2 separate regions of the Homo sapiens genome follow, and region 2 is linked to region 1. The links are chromatin contacts, found by Hi-C in ENCODE. All regions are on one chromosome and are shown on one strand. The core of a region is the stretch at or near the end of the contact, and the rest is flanking DNA. Distances in the headings are between cores, read along the strand shown.

Evidence for each region. A loop is a pair of places that touch in the nucleus more often than their neighbours do. Pooled maps may share reads with other maps.
Region 2: a loop to region 1 is called in a pooled map of heart right ventricle, with 1.9 times the contacts of the local background. The contact joins two enhancer-like sites. A Hi-C loop is called at or near these places in 1 of 37 single-sample maps with no recorded cell type and 1 of 50 pooled maps.

Annotation. Positions count from the first base shown.
Region 1 is chr18:79,518,827-79,521,848 of GRCh38, reverse strand. All of the region lies in intron 9 of NFATC1 (nuclear factor of activated T cells 1), which reads right to left. LOC102723506 (a long non-coding RNA gene) reads left to right here. Exons shown (of 3, transcript XR_935689.3): 3 at 1,424-2,528. Among named protein-coding and RNA genes, the nearest start is that of NFATC1, 120 kb to the right of the region's middle. Within about 2 kb of position 1,393, at least 3 of the 41 ENCODE cell types and tissues checked have a DNase peak (open chromatin) inside an H3K27ac peak, as active enhancers do.
Region 2 is chr18:79,933,111-79,936,122 of GRCh38, reverse strand. SLC66A2 (solute carrier family 66 member 2) reads left to right here. Exons shown (of 6, transcript NM_025078.5): 4 at 2,101-2,154. Among named protein-coding and RNA genes, the nearest start is that of SLC66A2, 17 kb to the left of the region's middle. Within about 2 kb of position 1,747, at least 9 of the 41 ENCODE cell types and tissues checked have a DNase peak (open chromatin) inside an H3K27ac peak, as active enhancers do.

The DNA of each region.
Region 1 (3,022 bases), core at 144-2,643:
CCCCCCCCACACACACAGACACACACATCAGGGGATGCCCCCCCCCACACACATACACATCAGTGGATGCTCCCCACACACACACAGACACACACATCTGTGGATGCACCCCACACACACACAGACACACACATCAGTGGATGCTCCCCACACACACACACACACATCAGCAGACGCCCCCCCCCCCACACACACAGACACACACATCAGCGGATGCCCCCCCCCCCACACACACAGACATACACATCAGCGGATGCTCCCCCCACACACACAGACACACACATCAGTGGATGCCCCCCCACACACACATACACATCAGTGGATGCTCCCCACACACACACAGACACACACATCAGTGGATGCCCCCCACACACACACATACACATCAGTGGATGCTCCCCACACACACACAGACACACACATCAGTGGATGCCCCCCACACACACACAGACACACACATCAGTGGATGCTCCCCACACACACACACATCAGTGGATGCTCCCCCCCTACACACACACACACAGACACACACATCAGGAGACGCCCCCCCCCACACACACAGACACACACATCAGCGGATGCCCCCACACACACATGGACACACATCAGTGGATGCTCCACCCCCCACACACAGACACACATATCAGCTGATGCCCCCACACACACATGGACACACATCAGTGGATGCTCCCCCCCTACACACACACACAGACACACACATCAGCAGACGCCCCCCACACACACACAGACACACACATCAGCGGATGCCCCCACACACACATGGACACACATCAGTGGATGCTCCCACCCCCATACACAGACACACATATCAGTGGATGCCCCCCCCCACACACACAGACACACACATCAGCGGATGCCCCCCCACACACAGACACACACATCAGTGGATGCTCCCTCCCACACACACACCAGTGGATGCTCCCCTCCTACACACACACAGACACACACACCAGTGGATGCCCCCCCCACACATACACAGACACACACATCAGTGGATGCCCCCCCCCACACACAGACACACACATCAGTGGATGCCCCCCCACACACACACACATCAGTGGATGCTCCCCTCCTACACACACAGACACACACATCAGTGGATGCCCCCCCCCCACACACACATATCAGTGGATGCCCCCCAACCACACACAGACACACACATCAGTGGATGCCCCCCCCGACACACAGACACACACATCAGTGGATGCCCCCCCCACACACACACAGACACACACATCAGCGGATGCCCCCACACACACGGACACACATTAGTGGTGGATGCACCCTCCCCCCCCCACACACAGAGTCTTCTGCTGCTTGGCTATACTTATTTTTCAGTCATTTCTCCGGTACTAGCTTAAATGTGCCTTAAACTTTTTTTATGTGGGGGTGGGGGAGGCAGGTGGCCAGAGGCGCCAGCGGAGCAGGATGTCGGAGCTGCCACTCGCCTTCCACTGTGCTGTGAGAGCCACCGGGACACGTCAGCATCTCCCCTGTTCTGAAATCAACACCGAGACACACCGAGTCCCTCCGGAGGCATCTGCAGAGGCAGCAACGCCACGCGAGGGCTGCCGACTCTCCAGCTCCAACATTTCGTCCGGACCTCCCGGCAGCGCAGCGGGGGATCCCCTCCCGTGAGGGGCCCGGAGGGGCTTCGAGAAGGCTGTCGCCTGATGGGCTCCGTCAAGTTTCCCCCTGCAGACCCTCATTCTACCAGTTTTGATTCCATTTTAAATCTGACTTCCAAGTGGCACCCCTGCCGACGGTCAAAACGCCCCCTCTCCTGGTGTGTGCCCTCCATCCCCGCTTCCTGGGGGCAGCCGGTTTCTTGCTGTCTGGACAACAGAGCTCTGCCAATGCCACTTATCTCGCCCGTCCAGGACTTTATCACCAACTGTCCTACTTCCGACTCCAGCAAAGGAGCGACAGCGAGCACGTCTGTGCTTGGCTGTGACTAACAGGGCCTCTGAATAAAGTGAAAATAATCCCACTTTAAGCTGCAAGAGGAAAGACCCACAGAAGGAAAGTCCTTCACGGACGGAGACCCAGGATCCTGAAATGCAGTGCGTCCCTTCAACGTTCTGAGAATAAAAATTTAAACATGCAAGCCCCGGGAGGAAAAGCAATTCCTAAAACATGGCAGAAACAACATAAAAAAAATCTTGCTGTTGTTTTAAAAACTGACCTAAGACCAGGCATGGTGGCTCACACCTGTAATCCCAGCACTTTGGGAAGCCAAGGCGGGAGGATCACTTGAGGCCAAAAGTTCAAGACCAGCCTGGGCAATGTAGTGAGACCACCCCCCATCTCTACAAACAAATGTAAAAATTAGCCAGACATGGTGGTGTGCACCTGTGGTCCCAGCTACTTGGGAGGCTGAGGTGGGAGGATGGCTTGAGCCCAGGAGGTTGAGGCTGCAGTGAGCTGAGATTGTACCACTGCATTCCAGCCTGGGTGACAGAGCAAGACCCTGTCTCAGGAAAAAAAATAAAAAAATAAAAAATAAATAGCCTGATCTCCTGTTTTCCAGGAAAGCCCGAGCCTTGTAAGGGTTTTTCAGATGGTAGTGAAACAACTTGGAAGTCAGCAATTCCTAAGGATTTTCCAAATCTTCTCAGACTAAAATTCTCCCACTTTCCTGCTGCCTTGTTCAAACCATGGTTCGGAGATCTGTGAGCAGCCTGCCAGCCGCCGGAGGCTCTGAAGCCTTTCTGAGGCGAGGTCTTTGCACCTGAACGCTCTGGTAGAACAAGGTTTAGCAAAAGGGAGCCTGGAAGGGCCCATCCTCACCTTCTGCCCAGTCCTGCAGGGCTCAGGACACATCCTGGGGGCTAATCTGTGGGAAGAGGTTTGACTGAGACCCCGTTCTGCTCTGTGAATGGGCGGACTCTTCAGCATCTCACACGGAGAAACAACTTCCTCCTGGATCGGAGCCCAAGTCAGGGATAAGGTGCCTCCTGCCTGCACCGTGGGCACTGGCCGCCTTGTTACAGAATCAACG
Region 2 (3,012 bases), core at 498-2,997, 410 kb before region 1:
AGTGGTCTCCAGTCGTGACATGGACCAAAGTCCCAGGAAGCAGGTGATGGCCTCTGTGGCCCAGCCAGCCTCCTTCCTGCTGGCCATGTGGAACCATAACTTGTTGTGTCTCTCTTGTTCCAGTCTCTTTGGCTACTCCACAAGTTACCCCAAATCTTAGGACTTGGAAGGACAACAATTATTTTGCTTGTGAGTGCATTTTGGGCAGAGCTTGGCAAGAATAGCTGGTCTCTGCTGTCCTCAGGAGCATCTGGGGAGGCTCAAAGGCTAGGGCTGCAGCCCTTGAAGCTCATTCTCTTGCTTTTTCTCTCTCTCTCTCTCTCCCTCACTCGCTCTTTGGCATGGCTGGTGCTAGCCATCTATCTGCTGGGACCTCCACCCAGGCTCTGCTGGGACACCCACCAAGGCCTCCTCATGAGACCTGGGCTTCCTCACAACATGGCGGCCAGGTCCCAAGGGGGAGCTACCTGAGAAAGCAGGTGGAAGCTGTATCTTTTTTATGACCTAAGTCTTGGAAATCACAGCATTGCTTCTGTGGACTGGAGTGGTCACAAGCCCACCCATGATCAAGGGGAGAAGACACTGACACCACCTCCTGATGCCGAGTGTGGAGGAAAAGGAAAATGTTGCTGGGCCCTTTTTGGATCCTGAGTGCCTGGTCTGGAGGACGTGTTCAGCACAGATCTGTGGAAGTGTGTGACTGTTGAAAATGTTCCTGGCAGCTCTCTCAGCATCAGAACTCTGCATTCCATCCTACACAAACGTGGATCTGATCACACTGCTTTCCAGGCAAGGAGCCTCAGGTAGCTTGAGGCTGTGCCTAGGACACAGCCTGGTGTGGGATGTGACTCTGCAGCCTGAACCATGTCTTCTTCCCCAGCCTGCCGGCTGGCTGCCTCCCACCATTGCCTGTTCACAGTCACACCTGGATGTGAGAAGGGAAACAGTGTGGACTGAGCAGTCCTGCCTTGGGTGGTCCCTCCCTCCCACCCCTTGAGGATCTTGGTCTTTAGAAGAGGCGCCCGTGGAGAGGGATGTTGTCTAAATCAAAGCAACAGAGAGGACGAGCTGAGGGACCCATAGAATCCAAGAGGCAGTGCTGGGGGAGGCTGAGGGAGGAGAGAAGACTGCACTTTGTATGCTGCATTGGTTTATAAAACCCTCAAATTTGGTAGAGATATTGCAGTTCCTGCCTTGTGAGTGGAACAACACCCTAAGTCCAAGTAGCAGAGGGCAGAGGTCAGAGGTCACCTCGTATTTGCTTTTAGCTGTTCACTTGCAAAATTTCCATTTTAAGTCTACATTGCCTGGGGCAGGCAAACACAACCTTTGATCCTACTTCTGCTTTCTGATCCCAGGACTTATTTGAGTCTCTTGTTTATCAACTGTCTTCAATCCCAAACCCCATGGGGCTTCCCAGGAGCCACCTAGAGGCCACACTGTTTTCCAGGACCTTGGCTGCTGTCTTGTCCTGGGGCTGCGCAGATAGGAAGGTTGACTTATAACCTGTCATTGCCAGTGCTGGGCCCTGGAGGGTGCTGGGTCCCTGTCACATTGTCCCTGTGTCTGTGTCTGTGCAGAGGTGCTTGTCAAGTGCATGTGCGGAACCAGCTGTCCTTTTACAGCAGAGTGTACTCTGAAAACAGCTTTATCAGGCAGCCTTCTGAAGAGTTTTGACCTGGGGCAGCTATATTGCAGCCGCAGCTTGCATACAGATGAGTTTCTAGGAAAAGGGAAGCAGGATCTGCCTGGCTGCTTTCCATCAGCACAGCACGCTTGTGACGGGCTCCCATGCTGCCTTTCTCCCGAGAGATTAAATGGAAATGTGGTAACTTTCAATTTTTGGCTCAATTTTTCTCCCATTCTCCCCATTCACTTTTTTATGATATTGGAAGAGGTTAGGTTTGCAGAAAAATAGTTCAGAAAGTGGGTTTTCTAATGCACAAAAACCAAAATCTTGTGATCTTTCTATTCTGGTTTGTTTTTTTTTTTTTAAAGAAATGCAAAAAGTTCTGGGAACACAGCTGTTTACCCATGTTAAAACCAGTATGTTTCTGTCTTTTTCCCCTTTCTGTTTCTGTCTCCCTTTTTAACGTGTAGCTGCAGATAGCAAGGATGAAGAAGTCAAGGTTGCCCCCAGGCGGTCCTTCCTGGGTATGTACCCTGCGCGTGCACTGTCCGCAGCACGTTCCTTTTGCTTCATTCCTGCAGCTGTACTTCCTCCTGTTGTTGCTTCCATCTGTGCATGTGCGTGCGTCATCTTTACCAAGCGTGGCCGAGTCTACAGCAAACTAATCAACTCCTAGCTCTGCTGTTTTCAAGCATGAAGTAGTTACTAGAAGCCTGTCCATGCTCTTCTGTGTGTGGGGAGATGGGGGCGGGAAGGGGAAGCAGGAGGGAGACAGGAAGGGAGGAGAAAAATTTAGATGACAAATTTTGGACTTTGTTAAATTTATTCCAAAGTATTTTATCCTTTTTGATGCTATTGTAAATGGAATTGTTTTCTTAATTTCAGTTCTGCTGCTTCATTGCTACTTTATAGAAATGTAATTGATCATTGCATGTTGATCTTGTATCATGCAATTCTGCTGAACTGGTTTGTTCTAAGAGTTGTTTAGTAGATTCTCTATATATGATTCTGTCATTTGCAAATATAGTTTTAATTCTTCCTTACCAATGTAGTTGCTTTTATTTCTTTTTATTGCTTATCCTGGTTATAGGCGGTGAGAGTGGATGCACCTATCTTATTCTTCATTTTAGTGAGAAAGCATTCCATCTTTCATCACTAAGTAGATGTTAGTTAATGGATTTTCCATAGTTGCCCTTCATTAGGTTAAGGCAGTTCCCTTTTATTCGAGTTTGTTGGGTGTTTTTATAATAAAAGAGTTTGCCAAATGCTTTTCGTGTCTGTTGAGATGATCATGTGGGTTTTATTTTTTATTCTACTATGATGATGTACTACATTGATTGATTTTTGTGTGTTGAACCAACCTTGCATTCTTGGGATAAATC